Linked DNA regions of Homo sapiens: regions 2 and 3 are each linked to region 1. The links are chromatin loops, found by intact Hi-C in ENCODE. Cell type or tissue: endothelial cell of umbilical vein. All regions are shown on one strand. Links, peaks and the distances in the headings refer to the core of each region. The heading gives the core; the rest is flanking DNA.

The links. Peaks named below come from ENCODE experiments on the same cell type or tissue, not always from the same donor. Only the 100,000 strongest peaks of a DNase experiment are listed, where the experiment ranks them.
Region 2: a loop joins it to region 1, with 9 times the contacts of the local background. A loop is called at or near these places in 36 of 110 quality-filtered maps.
Region 3: it touches region 1 in a loop (12-fold over the local background); 90 of 110 quality-filtered maps call a loop at or near these places.

What each region holds. Positions count from the first base shown.
Region 1 is chr12:42,123,229-42,134,749 of GRCh38, forward strand. It overlaps GXYLT1 (glucoside xylosyltransferase 1), which reads right to left. Exons shown (of 8, transcript NM_173601.2): 2 at 6,531-6,623. Among named protein-coding and RNA genes, the nearest start is that of GXYLT1, 16 kb to the right of the region's middle. In endothelial cell of umbilical vein, for the core only: a CTCF peak has its summit at 6,564 (motif pointing right); DNase peaks (open chromatin) are centred at 6,583 and 8,033; H3K27ac peaks cover 494 bases.
Region 2 is chr12:42,369,654-42,374,653 of GRCh38, forward strand. The region is part of intron 4 of PPHLN1 (periphilin 1); the gene reads left to right. Among named protein-coding and RNA genes, the nearest start is that of PPHLN1, 46 kb to the left of the region's middle. In endothelial cell of umbilical vein, for the core only: a CTCF peak has its summit at 2,729 (motif pointing left); a DNase peak (open chromatin) is centred at 2,698.
Region 3 is chr12:42,329,051-42,334,776 of GRCh38, forward strand. The region is part of intron 1 of PPHLN1 (periphilin 1); the gene reads left to right. Among named protein-coding and RNA genes, the nearest start is that of PPHLN1, 5.7 kb to the left of the region's middle. In endothelial cell of umbilical vein, for the core only: a CTCF peak has its summit at 3,446 (motif pointing left); a DNase peak (open chromatin) is centred at 3,441.

The DNA of each region.
Region 1 (11,521 bases), core at 3,604-8,603:
AATATATATTCTATAAAGTGTTAAATAACTTAAAGTGACAATTATGGCTGTATTAAAGTATGTCCCTGTTCTTAGGAGATACATGCTGAATCTATGTATTTAGGGGTGTGTCCTAATGCCTGCTGTCTCTCAAATGGTTTGGCAGAAAAAGAAAAGTGGTAAAATGTTAATAATAAATATCTAGGTAAAAAATGTATGGTATGCTTACTGTACTATTCTTGTAACCTTTGCATATTTGAAATTTATCAAAGTAAAAATTTAGGAGGTAGGGGTTTATCATAAAAAAAGAATGCTTTACATAACAAATTTAGATGCAAATACTGTTAATAAACTTCTAAGTCTTAAGAATTGACTTCTTATTTTAAGTAAATTTCTGCTATAAAGGAATCATAATAACTTTTTTGATTTTGTTTTATTTCACAGTATGATCTCCAGTGTGTTCTTATAGCCTATTATTAAATTAGTATTCCCTATTTAAAGAGATACATAATTAGACTACAAACTACCATTGAAGTATATAAAGTCAAATTAAACAATTAAATTTCAAATAACCATCTACTAAAACTAAAAAAGAACTGCCATGAAGCTATCTTTAAAAACTTGCAGTTGAACAAAATGGAAAGCTTTTTTGCTTAACCTGTTATGCTTAAAAAGAAAAACAACACCTTTTTCTCTTACTATTAAAAGAGTTGTTCCCAGCAACACATAATGGACTAAAAGAAAGAAAAAAAAAAAAGAGTTGTGCTAAATTATCATACCAGGCAAAATTACTTTCATGAGTTACATATAAAACACTTTCAAAACAAAATACTTAAAAAAAAAAGCTAGGATTTTTATATAAAGCATTAAAAAAATCTAAAAATCCAACATGAAATATAAGTATTAACTTCTAAAATATAATTTTAAATAACCAGTGAAAATATATCTCTTAAAACTGGTATGAACTACTCAAAATAATACAGCTAATATTAAATTCACCTATGACCACAGAATTCACAAATCTAAAATCAATTCCCACCATAAAGAAGATTCAATATTTTAAAGAACTGATTTTTTTAAAAACTAAAGTCATAGAAAAATTAGTACATTAAAACAAAATATTTCTGATATTTTGATAATTCTAAAATTTAGAGTTTGTATAATGAAAGTAAAATAAAAAAACAAATTAGAAACTTATTTGCAATCAATGGCAAAACCGAACATATTATTCTAAGAGTTCATAAAATAAACATTAAAAATTCAATAGATAACTATCAATATCAAATAGATGATATACAGAACAAAAGAAAAAAGCTAACTAAATGTGGAAATACATTCAACAAATAATCAACAAAAAGCTATCATTTTAATAAGTGATAAAATTATAATTCCCAATAATGCTAAGGTTATGATGACCCCAAGTACACTCACACAATGCTGGTGCAGGCTTACAGCCATATAATTTTTAAAACACAATTTAGTGATATAATTCATTCTTTTTAAAAAATATTTGAACTCCTTTCATATGGGCACTGGGGTAGGCAAGAAAGCCACAATCTTCACCTTATACAATTTGTAGCCTGTTGTGAAAAGACTGATTTTTAAAAGAATAAGAAAGCATGGTAATTGTTTTAATAGAAAAAAACTGAGATTGCTAAAGAGGCTCACAACGCAAACATCTAACCTGGTATTGGGGAAAGCTTCCCAGACAAATGATCCTGTTAATCATTTGTTTCTCACTGGTTGCCAAACACCTTGCTAGGCATGAGACTTAAATGATAACACCATATGGTATCAGCCTGCAGAGTTAACGGTCTAGAAGTGGATGAAGATTCACAGTCACAACAAATGCGGTAAATACAATAACCAAGAGGAGACAGAGAAGGGAGATGAAGTGAGCAGTGAGAGGAGACTATAATTGTTTGGGAAATGATGAGTACAACGGTTAAGGGAGAAGGAAGGAAGCAAGCAGCCAGGAGCAACAGTGTGAAAGGAGACAAGAAGAGTTAATGTAGACTGACATGTGGAGAAAGTCCGTTGTAAACATGATACAAAACACAGATGAAGGAAAGTCTGAGGAGCTAGAGCATGAGTTCAGGTTTGAACATGAGTCTCTGAGGCATTTGAATCAGAAAGGTAAAAATGACCAATATGCAACTAGAAATACAGGTCTGGCTCTCAGAAAAGAACTCTGAATTGGAGCTATCAGTTAAACAAATTATCCTGTGACTATTCAGGGAATGGGGAGAGAAAAGAGCAGAGTCCTAAGAAATGCAGATCATTTAGAAAGCAGCGTTAGAGGAGTCCAGGAGGAGAGAGATCAAAGAGCTGAGTAACTGGTCTGGTCTCAAAAGCCAGAGGCTAACAGAGCTGACAGAAAAAGGAAGTAGTAAACAGTGTCAAATGGGTAAGAGAAATAAAATTAAGCCCCAGAACAATAATTCAGAGGTGGGGTGATGACAGTAAGAGTCAGGTGGCAGACAGCTGAGGTGTGAAGTTCTTTTTATTAAAAGAAGTAAAACCAAGGCTGAGCACAGTAGCTCATGCCTGTAATCCCAGCACTTTGGGAAGCCAAGGCAGCAGGATCACTTGAGCTCAGTTGTTCATGACCAGCCTGGGCAACATAGCGAGACAGCGAGACCTTGTCTTCACTAATATTAAAAAAAAAAATTATTTGGCTATGGTGGCATGCACCTGTAGTCCCAGCTACTTAGAGGACTCAGGCAGGAGGATCACTTGAGCCCAGGAGGTCCAGGCAGCAGTGAGCCCTGGTGGTGCTACTGCACGCCAGCCTGGGCGACAAAGTGAGACTATCTCAAAAAAACAAACAAACCAAACAAAACCCAGAAGCAAAACCAGTAGGAACTTTTTTTTTTTTTTTTTTGAGACAGAGTCTCACTCTGTCACTCAGGCTGGAGTGCAGCGGTGTGGTATTGGTTCACTGCAACCTCTCCCTCCCGGGTTCAAGCGATTCTCGTGCCTCAGTCTCCCAAGTAGCTTGAACTAAAGTTGCGCGCCACCATGCCTGGCTAATTTTTGTATTTTTAGTTGAGACGGGGTTTCACCATGTTGGCCAGGCTGGCTCTCGAACTCCTGACCTCAGGCGATCGGCACGCCTTGGCCTCCTAAAGTGCTGGGATTACAGGCGTGAGCCACACCCCTCCAGCCAGTAGGGAGGTACTCAAAAGAAGCTTGCTGATGAAGGGAAAGAGAGGATTGAAAACAAACTGTTGCAGGGATTTTTGATTTTGTTTTAAAGACATAAAGCCAGGCACAGTGGCTCATGTCTATAATTCCAGCACTTTGAGAGGCAATGGAATAGTGTGTTGCCATTGACATGAGAAATATGAAGACCATACTACACTGAAAAGTATTAAAATTTTAAGCTCAGGATTCAAGATTAGGCCGGGGGCGGTGGCTCATGCCTGTAATTCCAGTATTTTGGGAGGCCGAGGCGGCCAGATCACCTGAGCTCAGGAGTTTGAGAACAGCCTGAGCAACATGGTGAAACCCCCTCTCTACAAAAACAGCTGGGCGCAGTGGCAGATGCCTGTAGTCCCAGCTCAGGAGACTGAGGCAGGAGAATCGCTTGAGCCCAGGAGGCAGCGGTTGCAGTGAGCCAAGATCATGCCACTGCACTCCAGCCTGGGAGACAGTGAAACCCTGTCTCAAGAAAAAAAAAAAAAAAAAAATTCAAGATTAGTCTACACCAGAATCACAACTATGTAAAAGCATATGATGATATGAATGATGAAAACACTTGTAATAGGAGTTGAGGCCATTTTAGTTTTTATATTATGTTCACTGTATAATAAATTAATTGGGAGAATATGATCACCCAAATAATATTTGATCAAAGTTATACAAATAATTCAAGTTGGGAAAGTAAGGTACCCAACTAAGGGCCCCCTGGTGCCAGGCAGAATGTGACATCAAAAGTGGTAGTAAAGGGGAATTCCAAAGAAGCTTTACCAGTATTAAAGTAGATACTGAGATGGAGGGCAAGAATGATTTGGCAGTTGTATGGCATTTGGGCTTGTATGCATATTTGAAATAGGGTGATTAAATGTGAGGGAATCGTTAGTTCTAAATAAGAAACTAAGTTTGAGAAATTTTTACATAATTATATGACACAAAATGTTTGCTTTTTTTAAATGTAATAGCATGATATAATGGATGCAATATTACGGGTAGAAAGTATAACAGAGGAAAGGCATATAACTTCTGAAGTCTCAAATTTAGGTTACAGGCACAAGGCTTACAACATTATGTATCCATCCACATATGATTTATTCCACGGAATACTTGGGAGCATTAGGAAAATGAGTTAGAGGAGCCAAAACAAAAGGAATGGTAAGCAGAGAGTCCAGGATTCCGACTAGGTAAATTTCCCTGGGACACTCCTGCAGTCAGTAAGGAGGAAAGATTATTATTACTCACGCTGTAATTTACAAAAGGGTCTGGGTTGTATAAATCAGAGTATGCTGAACTTTTCAAGTTTACCCAGCTTCAAGCTAGTGGAATTATGTGGCAAGGCAAAGTGGTTCTTGTCAATACTATATTCATTTGCAAATATTCGTAAGAATGAAAACATACAAAACTTCAATTATCCAAAAGTATAACCAAACTGAAAGGTTAGATTATCTTTAAAAGTTAATTTTTAAAAGCTGGAATATTACTTGGCTCATATTAAAATTTCAATCACCCAATCTCTTCCACAGCAACAGGATATAACTAAACTATCTGATTTGAACCTATTCCCCACCAGTTCTTCATGGGATGCATACTGTATTGAGAATGCAAGAATTTACAAATATGTACAATTAATAGATACTTACAATGCAGTTCTTACAGAGAGGAGAATGGTGGTTACCAGGCACTGGAGGTGAAGGGGTGGGAGAGAGTATGTGATGGAAAGATGTTGACCAAAGAATACAATACAAACTTCCAGTCAGAAGGAATAAGTTCTCAAGATCTACTGCACAGCAAGGTGTCTACAGATAATTATGTTTATTTCAAAACTGCGAAGAGAATAGGTTTTAAATGTGCCCATTACAAAAAAAAGATAAATATGTAAGATGATAAACATGTTAATGAGCTTGATATAATCAGTCCACAATATATACAGACACCAAAACATCGCTTTATGCCCCATAAATACATAGAATTATTGTCAATTAAAAATAAATTTTTTAATTAAAAGTTTTTAAAAATGAAGTTCTTCCTATCTCAAACACTTCACCTCCTGTCCTTGAAACTAGCTAATTTCCAGATCATCATCTGGTCACTCCCTCCAAGTCTTCCCTGATGCTTTAAGATGACTCATCATAGCAACAACTTGTCACACTCTATTGTAATTTCAGGTTTACTAGTGTGAAACTCCCATCAGAACGTAAGCTCCAAAAGGATGGAGCCACAATTAACCTGACCCAAGAGTCCAGTGCTTACCACCTAGCACAGCGTGTGGCAAATATAATGAGTAGAATTAATATTTATTTTATTTGTTTTTTTGAGACAGGGTCTTGCTCTGGGCTGAAGAGCAGTGGCGTCATCACAGCTCACTGCAACCTCAACCTCCACGGCTCAAGCAATCCTCCCACCCAAGCCAGCGCATGCCACCATGCCTGGGTAATTTAAAAAAAAAATTTGTAGAGACAGGGTCTTGCTTTTGTTGCCCAGGCTGGTCTTGAACTCCCGGGCTCAAGCAATACTCCCGCCTCAGCCTCCCAAAATGCTGAGATTACAGGCGTGAGCCACCATACCCAACCTAGACTATTTAAATGAATCATAAAGACGCAGTAAATAGATACTCTTCTAAGGAATTTTACTCTTGGGAAGAGCATTTCAAACCTTTGCCCCACTCTCCTCTGCCACTGTATCAGGGAGATAGTCTGAGAGTCACTGCCTTATCGTATTCTTATCAATACCTGTTTCTTTCATTCTAGATTAGAGCAGGAAGGGACCTAAGAGGTCAGAGTACCCAATACCTTCATTATCCAGAGAAGTGAATAAAGCCGAACTAGTCAGTAACTTAAAAGGTCAATAAACATTAAAGGAAGAAGTAGCCAGGAGCTGCTCCTCCATCTGCTCCTCCATTAAATACTTATCTTTATCCTCCTATTCCCAGTATTCAATCTCTCTACTAATAACGAATATAATCCTTCTCCAGTTGTCCCCATCCACTATAGTACACAAGCTTTTAGATAAATGCCATATTTTATATATATAGATATATCTGTAAACGTCAGTAGAAGCCTATTTTTATCCTAGTTTATCACTTTATCAACTGTTACCAAAAGTTAGATCATAAATTCTCTTAAGAACAGTGGTTTGTCTTAATAACATCTAAGAAAATTTAAAGCATTTATACACAGTATGTACTAAAAAATAGCAATAACAACTACAAAATGGGAAAAATAGAAAACCCAATAAGAAAATAAATTATTTGTATAATATCATAAGAAACATTCTTACATCCTATTACAAAGGTTTTATTATCAACTATCTAACCTTATCTACACTGATCTACCAATTAAATATTAAGTGCCTACCTAAAAGCCGCTTCCCAAAAGCAGTTCATTCCACAAACATCAGAGGGCAGCATCCAATAGGGATTCCAGTAACACAGAGAGAAATCTTTACACCTAACAGAGTAAGACAGAAATAAGAGTCCTGTGTGAGTATTTTGGTTTGGAACTAACAAGGAATTTACTCAGTAACACGATAACTTACTGTTCTATTTTAAAGCAAATAAAATTATAAATCCAAATTGCTATGATAAAGATTTTGGAAAACTGATTTCTCCCTTACTTAGGGCACCATTATTTTAAATAGAACTTTAAAACCCTGAAGGTAGACTATACTATAGATTGGGAAACAGTGTTTCCGTCGGAGAGTCTCCTGATAAAATCCCCTCCTCAGATAACACAGACAAATATGTCTTCTAAAATTTTCTTCACAGGCTACACATATACCCCTAGAACAAAATCCCTTTGGGACAAACAAAATATTTGCTTATCCTCAAACATAATAAAAATGCCACCAATACTGGCAGAAAGGGAAAAGAAGATCTTTAAATGCTTTTAAATTAATCCTCAATCCAAACTACTTGTATGGTGTTTTAAACTGAAAAATAAAACATAACAGCCAAGATGTATATGAAAATGGTCAATATCACTAATCATCAGGGAAACGCACATTAAAACCACAATGAGAGAACATCTCACCCAGTTAAAATGGTTATTATCAAAAAGGCAAAAAACAAATCCTGGCAAAGGTATGAAGAGAAAAGGAAACACTCATACACTGCTGGTAGGAACATACATTACTACAGTCACTATAAAAAAAAACAGTATATAGAGATTCCTCAAAAAACTGAAAATAGAACTACCATATGATCCAGCAACCCCACTGCTGTGTGTATATATACATACATATACACACATGCATACACACATACACAGACAGGCACAGTGGCTCACATCTATAATCCCAGCACTTTGGGAGGCTGAGGTAGGTAGACTGCTTGAGGCTAGGAGTTCAAGATTAGCATGGTCAACATAACAAGACTCCGTCTCTAAAAATAAAAAATTAGCTGGACATGGTGGCATTTACCTTAAGTCCCAGCTACTCAGGAGGCTGTGGTGGGAGGATGGCATGAGCCCAGGAGTTTGATGTTGCAATAAGCTGTGACTGTGCTACTGCACCCCAGCCTGGCTGAACACAGCAAAAGAGACTCTGTCTCAAACAAAAACAAAAAAAATTTTTAACCACCCTCCCTGCCCCAAAAAAACCCGAAAATCATGCTGATATTCACAGCCTAGTATCATTATCTACATAATCTCAGTTCCATATTATACAAGCTAAAATGGAAGATCAAGTCTGGTCTTTCTTGTTAGGTTGCATGTTGGAGCCAAAACGGAAAAAAGAAAACACCTTACATTACAAAAAAATTGTTTTTCATCGTGATTTCTTTTCAAAATAATAGTCTAAAAGTCACTGGGTACTAAAGTATGTATGAAGTCAGGGTGAGTCACTAAACCAGGTCACTTCATTATCTCATCACTATGCAGCTTTGTTTTCTCTCATTATGAATTCAATTATGAGTTACTGTGCTTATATCAAATGGTCTATGAAATTTCTGATTTGCAAAAATCTGATCACATCTCTCACAAATGGCAACAGTCTAAGGCAGGGGTTCTTAGCCCTGGTAGAGGGTGCCACACAAGACCTATTAAATCAGAATCTCTAGAAACGGTCTGGCACTGGTGGTTTTTAAAATGCTGCCTAAGTAATTGTGTATACTACTGCATAAAGAACAAGGTTGGAATTTCTTAACCAACAGAAAAAAGTTACATTATAACTTTGTTTTCCTCTAAAGGGACACCACATTCTAGCATAGCACAAAAGGCTACATATCTTCATTTAAAAGGCTGAACCAGAAAGAGAAGAAAATGTGTATGTATCGGTAAAACTTATGACTTGATTAGAAAATCTGTGTTTGTACCCTCTCAGGCATGGCTATGTATTTTCTTAAGTCTTTGATTTCATACCACACAGTCAGACTCATTGATGGTAATAACAACTAACAGAGTTATTTTCAGATTCAAGCACTTTCACACCCATTTAGACTCACTAGAAACGTTTTAAGGTAGGTATGATCTCCGTCTTTCAGATACAGATGATAGCACAGCTTTATTTCAACAAATGCACAATTTATTTACAATCAACACCTAATGTGTACCTTTGTTCTACGAAGACGATAACTAATCAGGTTATTCCATATCCCCTGTCAAACTCTACAACAGTGAAACATGGAAATAGAAATCTCAAAAACAAATTCAATTTTTCTATAAAATTAATTAAAATTATATATATTTAACAATACCATTTGCAGCCTCAACTTGTACTTTAAGTTACAAAACAAATCAGTTATGTGTTGTTTTCCAAACCTGCCTGGTCCTCAGGTCACTTGTTAAAAATACAGATATAGGATCCTATCCCATACCCAGTTAATCAAGACTCCCCAGAGAAGTGGCCTAAAAAGCTGAATTTTTCACCAATATCCGCAGATAAGTCTTAAAATCAGACCTGAATGAGAAACATTGTGTATCAAGGAATAACTAGAGTCAGCTTGAAATTTTTTTATCGCAGTACTGATCATTTCTCTTATGATAATCCTGTTTACTCCAACTTAAAAATGATTAAATTTTGAAAATTTGTGTTTCTACGAATACTTCAATCAATACATTTTATTAAGTACCGTTTAGAAAATTTTTTAAAGCCTAAGAAACAAATTACCCACCACTATTAACATTTTCGTATCTTTACTACCCCATATTTCAAAAATATCTTCCTACAAATATTTGACTAGAAAAGTTAACGTGTATGTTGCCAACATGCAGAAGTTGCTGAAACTACTTGATCTTCGTTAGTCTCAAGAAAACGCCCACGTGAGCTAGAGAGCACACCTCAAACTCCCTGTTCTCAGGAAATATCCACCAGGGAGCTTCTAACTCAAAAGACCCTCTTGCAGTATTACAATTAAACTGTATTTGGGGGCAATGTTTTTGTTTTGTTTTTTTTTTTAAGTTGATGCAAGATGACGAAGCCACAGACATGAGAATTAAATTCAACAAGACCAACATATTGAACAACTCAGTAACGAGTTTAAATTTTGTGAAGCTTTGAGCCACACCAAGAGCCCTACACTTCTGCTAGTACCAAACTAGGTGCCAAGTATGGTGGATTAAGGATGATCACACATCTGACACTTCTATTAATAAGTAGGATCTGCTGCACGCAGTGGTTCATGCCTCTAATCCCAGCACTTTGGGAGGCCAAGGTAGGCGGATCACTTGAGGTCAGGAGTTTGAGAATGGCCTGGCCAACATGGTGAAGCCCCATCTCTAATAAAAAAAATCAGTCAGGTGTGGTGGCGGTTGCCTGTAATCCCAGCTACTCAGGAGGCTGAGGCAGGAGAATCGCTTGAACCCAGGAGGCGGAGGTTTCAGTGAGCCAAGATCATTCCATTGCACTCCAGCATGGGTGACAGAGAAAGACTCTGTCTCAAAAAACCAACCAACCAACCAACCAAGTAGGATCTAACTCCCCTTATCCAGAATCTAAGTGGGCTCTGTGATTGCTTTGACAAATAGAATACTGAATATAATACTGTACCAATGTCCAGGCCCTTCCCTTAAGAGCTCCACATCCTATTTCTTGGAACACTCTTTGAACCTGATCTTCACGTTGTAAGAAGCCCAAGGCACATGCAGAAGCCACTTGAGAGAATGCAGATCAACAGCCTCCACTGAGCTCCTAGTCAAAAGCCAGCATCAACTGCTAGCCATGTAAAAGAGCCACAATGCCACACCATTCTGATCTACCAACCTACTGGTTCCTCCCCAACTCACAGAAAACTAGCATCCGGTTCACAGTCCTCGTCTCAGTACCAAATCCTACTTTCCTCTAACCATTCATTTGGTAAATCAATAAATTTTCTACTGAATGACTACCTACACAGGCCAAACACTGGCAACACTATAGTGAGTAAAATGGACATGGATCATACTGTCTAGTGGGGAGTAACAGAATGTCATTTCAGATACTGCAAGGTGAGAGACCTAACCAACACCCAGGTTACACAATTCTTTAAATCCAGTAACTCTTACCTCCTTTTCCCTTCAGTGAAAAATGGCAAATGCTGGCCGGGCACAGTGGCTCACACCTGTAATCCCAGCACTTTAGGAGGCCGACGTGGGTGGATCGCTTGAGCCCAGGAGTTCAACACCAGCCTGGGCAACATGGCAAAACCCCATCTCTACAAAGAATAAAAAAAAAATTAGCCAGGCATGGTGGTGTGTGCCTGTAGTCCCAGTTACTCGGGAGGCTGAGTTAGGAGGATAGTTTGAGCCCAGGAGTTTGAGGCTACAGTGAATTGTGATCATGCCAATGCACACCAGGTCTGGGCAACAGAGTGAGACCCTCTCTGACAAAAGAAAAAAAAAGAGAGAGAGAAGAAAAAGTAAAAAAATGACAAATCCTGGACCCTGTCAGAAACTGCAATCCAATACCTCATCTCAGACTAGTCTCTGATCTAATAATTATGGTTCTTTTTTCTGAGACAGGGTCTTGCTCTGTCGCTCAGGGTGGAGTGCAGTGGTACAAACACAGCTCACTACAGCCTCAATCTCCTGGGCTCAAGCTATCGTCCTGCCTCAGTCCCCAAGTATCTAGGACTATAAGCATGTGCCACCAAGCCTAATTTTTAAAAAATTTTTTGTAGAGACAAAGTTTTGCTTTGTTGCCCAGGCTTATTATTTATATCCCATTACATGTGTGGAAATCACTCAGCCCTCCAATCACATGCTTCCTAAGTATAAGCTCCCTGCTTTACCCATTTCCCTCCCTACTCAGACTACATCATATGGTTCATCCATTCATGTTCCTATACCTGCAAACTTCCACCTTCTTCTTTCACCGTACCTTTTCAGCACAATCTTCAGTTGAAACTGAGCTGTTCATTCACATTCTCAGATGA
Region 2 (5,000 bases), core at 1-5,000, 240 kb after region 1:
ATTAAATAACTTGGTCAAGGTCATCCAGTTGTTAAGGAATGCAATGAGATTTGAAACTTTCCCCCCAACTTACTTGCCTCCTAATTCCTTGATTCTTGAGATGAGTTCGGGCATATTTCTTCCTCCTCATTACTTTCTCCAAGCCTCTGTTTCCACGTCAACTTTGAACGTCCTCATTTACACCACCCTGTCTTATTGTATTCTCTGATGAATTTCCAGGAGACCATTCCTTCTTCCTTGATGATTACAATTTCTGACTCACAATCTTCTCTATCCAATCTGCCTCTGTATCGTGATTTAATGCCATGTTTAACTCTAGTTGTTTCTTGTATTTTTCAACTTTATATATCCACAGGCATGGCCAGGCCTTACTTTCATCACTGGGAATTGTTTTGCCGTTATCATGAACTCTGAATTTCTGCTTTCTGACTTCTGAACGGTTCACTTACATACAGCCCTTACATGCTAGTGAGCTTCTTTAATTCAGTCCTTTTTAACATTTCGTGTGCATAGGAATCACCTGGAAAGCCTTATGCAGAATCCTGAGTCACACCCTTAGAGATTCTGATTCAGCTGGTGAGGGTTGATGCCCATGAATTTGCATTTCTATCACCTTTCCTGCAAATGCTGAGGCAGGTAGGTCTATGGACGTACATTTTGAGAAGGATTGCTCTAATTAATACTTTGCCCCAGAGGATCAGTAAAACTTTCTAATTTGCATAAAGCCTCCATTCACATTCTTTCTTTACTTTTTTGATGACTTCTGTAATTACTGAGACAAAGGCCTTTTGATGAGAACTCTGTTGTATTTTATTTTCTTGAAATAAGAGTTTTTCTATTTATTCTTTTCATATTCTTCTCTTCTACTTAGTCCCTTTGTCTCACTTTCTCCAGTTGACTTTTGGCTCCTTCTTTACCATTAACATTTTTGTGTCTTGCGTTATCAGTTTCCCCTTTTATAGTGAATTGGCTTTTTTCTATCAGCCTTCAGTAGTGGTCAAATAAGCCCCTTTCCTCAAAATACCATTCCTTCCCATCTTCCCTCCTTCAGCCTGTTTTGGAAGAAAAGTTACAGCTTTTAACTTCTTCACTAGCTATATCTTAATTTCTTGCAATCTGCTTTGGTTTCCAGAATTTTACTGGACTCTTGGACTGACAGATCAAATGACTTCTAGGTGTTTTTTGTTTTGTTTTGAGACAGGGTCTCACTCTGTTGCCTAGGCTGGAGTGCAATCTCTGCCTCCTGGATTCAAGCAATTCTCCTGACTTAGCCTCCCGAATAGCTGGGACTACAGACACACACCACCACACCCAGCTAATTTTTGTATTTTTAATAGAGATGGGGTTTCACCATGTTGGCCAGGCCTGTCTGGAACTCCTGCCCTCAAGTGATCCGCCCTGCCTCGGCCTCCCAAAGTGCTGGGATTACAGGCGTGAGCCACCTCGCCCAGCCTGGTGTTTTTTTTTTTTTTTTTTTTTTTTTTTGAGACAGAGTCTTGCTCTGTCACATACACTGGAGTGCAGTGGCACGATCATGGCTCACGGCAGCCTCTCCTGTGGGGCTCAAGTGATCCTCCCGCCTCAGCCCCCTGAATAGCTGGGAGTACCAGTGGGTGCCACCTCGCTCAGCTATTTTTTAATTTTTTGTAGAGACAGGCTTCTCTATGTTGCCCATGCTGGTCTTACACTCCTGGGCTCAAGCAGTCTTCCCACCTCTGCCTCCCAAAATTCTGGGATTGTAAGCATGAGCCACTGCACCCGGCCAACTCCTAGGTCTTAAATGCATAGTCTCCTCGAGACTTGCAGTGTTTGATACTATCATTTCTCTTTTTAAAAGTTTTCTACCTTTGCTTTTTACTCACTGCTTTTTTAAGGTCTTACTGTTCTAACTACTTCAGTTCTTGTTCACATAGTACTTTAATCTGTTACTGCTTTTTCTAAAGTTTGTGATGCTTTTCCCACCATCTAAATCTATGCTGTCCAATATGGGAGCTACTAACCGCATGTACCTTTTGAGCACTTGAAATATCGTCAGGTTAGACTGAAATATTCTGTAAGCATAAAATGCACACTGGATTTTTAATATTTAGGTTGAAAAAGAGAATGTAAAATAGCTTACCAAATTTTTTTAATGCCAATTACATGTTGGTAATACTTTGGATATATTGGGTTAAGTAAAATAAAATGCTAAAATTAATTTGACCTGTTTCTCTTTACTTTAGATATGACTACTTCTTCTGTGGCTTGGCTATATTTCTGTTAGATAATATTAATCTAAATCTCATCTTTCCTTAAGACCTGGATCAGTTTTCCATCTATTTACAAAGTTACCTTTGTAGCTTTGTACCAGCCTTCTTAAACATTTGGTCCTCACCCCCTCTCACCCTACTCCCCCTTCCCAATATACTTAGCTTCTTCAAAGCAAGAGTAATTCCCTATAGTGCTGTTCATATGGTGGACACTATATACATTATATAATACACACACACATATCTGAAAAAATGGCTAATATTACCACTTTATCAAAAAGGATACTTATGAAAATTGAGGCCTGTTGTGATGTTTTTGCTTAAATTGGTGGGGAGCAGAAGAAGGATTGATGTGAAGGGGAGAAGAGACATTATTCTACTCTGAGCTATTGACATTTGACACTTGACATCCCCCAAGTGTATCCTGCCACCTTAGGCCACTGATAGCTCTGTACTGCTGTGATTTTACTGCCATCTGGTGTCAGATTAGGAAACTGTAGTTCAGCATTTTGTCTCTTCAATAGAGGAAGGTAGGCAATCTTTCCTCTCTATCCTGTAAGCAAGTTACCAATAAGAGCTCATATAATTTCAATGTAGGAAACCTTTATTTTCCTTGTTGGAATACTCTTTCCTTGGCTTCCATGATAAATGCATTCTCCTTTCTAATGTTTCTCTGTTCTCCCATTCTTCGACAGCCCATTTCTCTCTTCATGGTAGAGTTTTTTTAGCCCCACGTTCTAGGCCTGCTGTTCTTTTTTTCCTTTGCTTTCCTCTATACCAGGCTTTAAGTACTGCCTATTTACAGACAAATTTATATTGATAGCCAAAAATGTCCTCTGAGTTTGAGACTAGTATCTTTAGTTGCTTACCTAGATATTACACAAACATCTTAAATATAACATGCTCCCATCAAAATGTGGACCTCTCACCTGCATCCTCATTTCTTAAATTTATTTTTCTCATTTCATTAATCTATCATGCCAGAATTATGGGAATCAGCTTGGCATCCCGTCTTTCACACTTTATTAGTAAAACGTTAACTACATCCCATTAAGTCTAGAGGGTATATTCTTGTATATGTAAAATTTGTGACCCCTCACCTGCTCCTGTCCCATCTAAGATACCACTGTCTCTTGCCTGGACTAAGTTAGGTTCCTCGTTAGTCTCTCTACATCCATTCTTGACTGCATTCACATGTTTTATGTATATTTGTCTAATGTCAGCCTCTCCTATTAAACCGAGAGTTCTGTGATGGCAGGGACTGTGTACATTTGGCTCACCATTGGGTCCCAGCACCTCACACAATTTCTAAAACCTGTTTATTTAATACCCATATCACCACTCTGGCTAACCAGTGCTGTTGGTATGACCCTTGTAGTTTTAGTGACTAAACTAGTGCTAGAATTCCTTAATGCTCTATTTCATTATTAGTGTTCTATACCAGTTCATTTACCATAAATGAATTTAAGCTATTTTCTGCTTTTTCCCAGGGAAACTTACTTGTGTCTGAAGGGACAATATATTTGGGGTATTAATCAGCTAGTGTTCAAATGAACTTTAGGACAACAGCCTGTTTATATCCTATGGACTGCCAATCAAGATGCTGAAATGATTTTCCAAGCACTTGAAATTGTATGCTATTGGTATGTCTCTTAGCACTCTTCTGTCTGAAATTTAGTATTCTTTAATGTTGCAGTACATTTGTTAAATCATGGATTAAAACCTGTTTGACTCTTAAGTGTTCTTTTATTAGAGGCTTAGTTGATGATGGTTTCATTTAGTAATTTTGATTTGGTTTGACATTTTAAAATGGTTTTGCTTTATAAGGTTTTACTACTAGGGCTTACTTGGTGCTTTGAGTTGATGGTATTTCTCAATAAAGAAATTTAATTTATAAAAGTAGAGGTGATTTATAAAAAGTAGTTATTTAGAGATGGGCAACAATCTATGTACTGAGGATGCACACTCAGCAAGAATTTAATAGGTATATAGCAGGGTTTCTCAGTGTTGGCATTATTTACATTTTGGACTGAAGAGTTTTTTGGTGTGTAGTGTTGGGGGGCATGTCCTGGGCACTGTAGGAAATTAGCAGCATTCCTGGTCCCTACCCATCAATGGTACTCTCCTCCCCAGTTATGATAATCAAAAATACCTCTAGACAATGCCACATTGTCCTGGGGGTGGGTGGGCAAATTGCATATACCTTGAAAACCAGTAGTTTCTATACTTAGAAGGGGATAATTGGCCATGAAATGTCTTACTTGGGAAATCTTTGGCATTTCTAAGTGTTTTTGAGAATGTGGTAGCTGTGTGGTGTATTGTTAATGGCAAAGAGAAATGGAAACTATATGACAGTATGTTTTTTACATTTTAGAATTTGTGCTTGCCTAAAATAAAATAACTTTTGCATTAGCCACCTGGTTCTGTTCCAAACTGAAAAAGGGTACATTCTAAATCATATTTCACTGATACTGTTTCATTTTGTTAGCTGACTTCAACAGTTAGGTAGTGATAGAAAAAGAGAACCAAGAGTACAAATTTTTTTTTCTTTATTTTTGAGACAGTCTCGCTCTGTTGCCCAGGCTGGAGTACAGTGGCGCGATCTGGGCTCACTGCAAGCTCCGCCTCCCAGGTTCACGCTGTTCTCCTGCCTCAGCCTCCCAAGAAGCTGGGGACTACAGGCACCTGCCACCACGCCCAGCTAATTTTTTTTTTTTTTTTTTTTGTATTTTTAGTAGAGATGGGGTTTCG
Region 3 (5,726 bases), core at 727-5,726, 200 kb after region 1:
CTAATTATGTTCTAAAATTTATGTTTAGTTGTCTGGAATTTCAATTTTTTTTTTTTTTTGTGTGTGTGTGTGACGGAGTCTCACTCTGTCACCCAGGCTGGAGTGCAGTGGCGCGATCTTGGCTCACTGCAAGCTCCCCCTCCCGGGTTCATGCCATTCTCCTGCCTCAGCCTTCCGAGTAGCTGGGACTACAGGCGCCCACCACCGCCCCCGGCTAATTTTGTTTTTGTATTTTTAGTAGAGATGGGGTTTCACCGTGTTAGCCAGTATGGTCTCGATCTCCTGACTTCGTGATCCGCCCCCCTCGGCCTCCCAAAGTGCTGGGATTACAAGCGTGAGCCACCGCGCCCGGCCTGGAATTTCAAATATTTTCTAATAGAAACATTAGAATATTAATTCACTCTGAATACTGAGCACAGTGTGCAAATTGTTCTAGGAGCTTAATATTCATCAGTGAACAAATAGACATTCCTGCTTTTTATTATTATTAGCATTAATAATCTAAGATACTATATAGTGTACTTTTAATACAGATTAAACCCTCACTACTAGAAATACTACTAGTAGAAATATTACTAGTGAGGGACTAATGTGTATTAAAAGTACATTATGTGGTATCTTAGATTATTAGTGCTAATTAAAGATAGCACGATTGGGGGATCTGTTATAAGTGACATTAAGAAGGTGACATTGAAGGGCAGGAAAGTTAATTCCACAGATACCTGGATGAAGGGTGGCCTGCCCCTCCACACCTGTGGGTGTTTCTCGTCAGGTGGGACGAGAGACTGAGAAAAGAAATAAGACACAGAGACAAAGTATAGAGAAAGAACAGTGGGCCCAGGAGACCAACACTTAGCATATGGAGGACCTGCACCGGCACCAGTCTGTGAGTTCCCTCAGTATTTATTGTTTACTATTTGCACTGTCTCAGCAAGGGGAATGCGGCAGGAGAACAGGGTGATAGTGGGGAGAAGGTCAGCAAGAAAACGTGAGCAAAGGAATCTGTGTCACAAATAAGTTCAAGGGAAGGTACTATGCCTGGATGTGCACATAGGCCAGATTTATGCTTCTCTCCACCCAAGCATCTCAGTGTAGTAAAGAATAACAGAGCAGCATTGCCACCAGCATATCTCGCCTCCAGCCACAGGGTGGTTTTCTCCTATCTCAGAATAGAACAAATGTACAATCGGGTTTTATACCGAGACATTCCGTTTCCAGGGGCATGCAGGAGGCAGAGGCCTTCCTCTTACCTCAACCGCAAGAGGCCTTCCTCTTTTACTGATCCTCCTCAGCACAGACCCTTCATGGGTGTCGGGCTGGGGGACGGTCAGGTCTTTCTCGTCCCACGAGGCCATATCTCAGGCTGTCTCATTGGGGAGAAACCTTGGACAATACCCGGCTTTCCTGGGTAGAGGTCCCTGCAGCTTTCCGCAGGGCATTGTGCCCCTGGTTAATCGAGAATGGAGAATGGTGATGACTTTTACCAAGCAAACTGCCTGTAAACATGTTGTTAACAAGGCACATCCTGCACAGCCCTAGATCCCTTAAACCTTGATACCATACAACACATGTTTCTGTGAGCACAGGGTTGGGGCTAAAGTTACAGATTAACAGCATCTCAAGGCAAAACAATTGTTCAGGGTACAGATCTTTTTTTGTTTGTTTGTTTTTGTTTTTGAGATGGAGTCTCGCTCTGTCACCCAGGCTGGAGTGCAGTGGTGCAATCTTGGCTCGCTGCAACCTTCGCCTCTCGGGTTCAAGCGATTCTCTTGCCTCAGCCTCCTGAGTAGCTGGTACTACAGGCACGTGCCACCACACCTGGCTAATTTTTTGTATTTTTGGTAGAGACGGGGTTTCACCATGTCAGCCAGGATGGTCTCAATCTCCTGACCTTGTGATCCGCGCGCCTCGGCCTCCCAAAGTGCTGGGATTACAGGCGTGAGCCACCGTGCCCAGCCATGGTACAGATCAAAATGGAGTTTCTTATGTCTTCCTTTTCTACATAGACACAGTAACAGTCCGATCTCTCTTTCTTTTCCCCACATCTGGAGAAGAATATTCTGTGCAGGGAATTGCCAGTGCAAAGACCTATGTTCATCTGAAGTTTGAGGTCAATGTGACTTTGCTGTTCAGTAACTCTAGTTGGCTATCAATAGTTGTTGAAAGAATATAAAAAGCGAAGGAATGAGTTTTGGTGGGGAGGGGAAGCTATTTATCCTGAGTGTATTTAATAATGGAAACTGACTAGATTGGAATGCAGAGTTACTATAGCCTAAGTTGCTACTATAACCAGTTTGGTTAAAATGAAAAAACAGATCCATTATCTTGACTTTGGATTCAGAGTGTTAATGGTTTGACAGAAGGATATTGCCTATGACTTTGTTTTCTCAATTTCCATGACACTTTTGCTTAGAGTGCAAGTCCTCCATAATCTCTCAGCCCTCAGTTGAAGTTAACATAACAGTGGTTGGATAGCCCAGTGGAGTGCTCTAAGAAAGGCTTCTTTTCTTTCTGGAATTAAATATCCCATGATGGTATATTAAACATACCGTCTTCATTGAATATGGCATAAGAGAAAGAGATTTTTATAATCCATAACCAGTTATTAGCGCACTTCTGAATGAAGCTTGTATTCTCCACACTGAGTTCTAATTCTGTTCTTTGCCTAATTGTGATGTAGAGGGTCCTTCTATTGTTCTGTTGATTCTTCAGTTTGAATATCTTGTTGGCTTAGATAACTTTTCTGGAGTACCATCGAAACTGCACTGATATGAGGAGATGTAGTGATGATGTGGCAGGTAACATGATCACTCACTGGGAGTCTGAACACCTTTGTATAAATGTAACTGATTGGTCAATTTCCTAAGCCTGGATAATATCATAAACAACATATGCCGCTAATCAGGAAGCTTGCTGTACTTATCAGCTATTTTTAAATCCTTTAAAAATTACAAGGTTCTAGCATGGGGGCAACATAGTAAGACCATGACTTGATAAAAAATAAAATTAGCCAGGTGTGGTGGTATGCCTGTGGTTCCAGCTACTAGGGAGGTTGAGTCGGGAGGATCACTTGAGCCCAGGAGGTCAAGGCTACAGTGAGGTGTGTTTGCCCCACTGCATTCCCGCCTGGGCAACAGAGTGAGACCTTGTCTAAGGAAAAGAAAGAAAAAGAAAATTGCAAGTTTCCATTTGAATATAAGGTGATATTAGTGTATTCTGTCTTCTAATTACCATAGGAGATGGTAATTTTCATCATACTAAACTATGGAGGTATTTTGAAGTCATTGTTTACAATAACAGCTAAAAACAACCTTAAACATCTAGTACAATCTCAGAGATAAGGATAAGAGAGATGACCTGCCCAGCTCTCAACTGGCAAAATTCTAGACTAGACTTCTAGGACTAGAATTCTGTTATTATAATTTTGTTCTTATGAAACTTGGGTGGCCTCTGGTGGCCAAAATGATATCTTCTATTTTCAAGAGTGTGTTTGAAGCGAGTTTGGCCTGAGAGTTCTGTTTATACAATTAATGAAGATTTAATTATTTCTCTATATTGGTTGGTTTATACAGACACAAATCTTTACGTCTGTATTTCCCCCCCTTACAGGAAATTGTTGAAAACGTTAAATTTGATTCCTAAAAGGACTCAAGTAAGTATAGTATAGTAGTATTTAATATAGTAGTTATTGTTACATTTTTTGTGGGACACCGGTAAATTTTAATATTTCAGTATTAAACTACATACTATTTCTTTAGAACTCTTATTGTTTATTTTTCTCATTTATTACAAAACCTTATTTTTATTTACATTCTCCTTTAGTATATTAATTTACATTCATCATTTTTATCATCACTTCACATGTTATGCTTATTGAATGATTTTCAGGAACTTTAAAAACAGTTACATACTTTTGTAATACATAATAGTATATATACATTATGCAGTAAAATATTCATCCTCTGCCCAGCTACCTAGTTCTCCCCAGAGGCAATTGCTGTTGCATTCTCTTGTTACTCCCAGGAGTAGTCTGTACATATGCATATATATTCATACCTGGTCTTTTTACTGTGCTTTTCTTTGCTTAGCAGTATATCTTGGCAGTCTTTTCATATTGTTACTGGGGTTACTTTTCTTTGAAATGGTTTGCAAAAATACTCCTTTTGTATAAATATAATTGATCAATTTACAAAAGGAATACAAAATATTCCTTTTGTATAAATGTAACTGATTGGTTCAGCAATTTAATTTGTGCTATTTTGATGGATATTTTAAGTTCCTTTCAATCTTTGCTATGCAAGTGTACAAGTATACCTAGAAGTAGAATTGCCAGGTCAAAGCATATGTGTTTTTAAAATTTTAATAAATATTGCCAAATTCTTCCCAATCTGTACCAATTATACTTCCTTTTTTTTATTTTTTATTTTTTATTTTTATTTTTATTTTTTTTGAGATGGAGTCTCACTCTGTTGCCCAGGCTGGAGTGCAGTGGCACAATCTTAGCTCACTGCAAGCTCCGCCTCCCGGGTTCATGCCATTCTCCTGCCTCAGCCTCCCGAGTAGCTGGGACTACAGGCGCCCGCCACCACGCCCAGCTAATTTTTTGTATTTTTAGTAGAGACAGAGTTTCACTGTGTTAGCCAGGATGGTCTCGATCTCCTGACCTCGTGATCCGCCCACCTCGGCCTCCCAAAATGCTGGGATTACAAGCGTGAGCCGCTGCGCCCGGCCAACCTCCTTTACTAACCTATGTAAGTGTTGCTTTCCTTAATCTCATCACTGCAGTTGGATTTTTGCAGAGCTTTTGGATGAAAATAAGTATGCCATTATAGTTTTGGTTTTCATCTTCTTTATTTTGAAGGAGGTTGAACATCTTTTCAAAAGATTTTTAAGAGCCATTTGTATTTTTTTGTGAACTGTTTGCTTATATGTCTGTTTTTCTTCTGGGTATAGCTATTGACATTTTTCCCCTTTGATTTGACTTTACTTCATTGCTGTTACTATTTCTCTGTACTGTATCTTAAAAAGGATAAAATCTAACTCTTTAGACTGAAACCTTTAGTGGATTCAGTAAAGGTGGGGGAGGAGGAGTAATGTTGACAATTTACTTCCCTTTCAAGCTTCCATAGTTCTTGCACCTAAAAGACTGATTGCTTGGAATCATACATTATTAAATGAGGTCTTATTGTAGACAGAGAATTCAGTTTTATTCATGCATAATGTTAAAAGCTAATTTTTTTCTCTTGAATGTGTGTCTTGAGAAAAAGTTAATTTTTAATTTAAAGTAAGATTTCCTAGGCATCTTTGGCTAGTTAATTCATTATATTGGGTCTGTTTGTATTAGAAAATATTATAGTTGTGTTTTTGCAGAGAAAATTGGTTGCTTTGCTATAATAATATCAAGAAAAAAAGTTGCACCCTTCTTCCAGCCTTTAATTTTTCCTTAACTTAAACTAACTGAACCATTAGAATTCTATAGCTGTTCTGTACTGTCAAAATGGAGTAGCTATCTGTTTGCCCCTCCCTTAGTATTACATTATAAGGAGCCACCAAAAATCTTTTGACATTAAGTCTTTTTTGAAATGTGTTTCTTCTTCACATATCTGTGCCCTACTTTCTGTGTACTGAAAGGTACTAACTTACTACCTGGACCATTTTCATTTTTTGCTCATGGTGGTTCTTCTGTACATCAGGATGGTTCACAGTTCTTGGCTTAGAACCTGCTT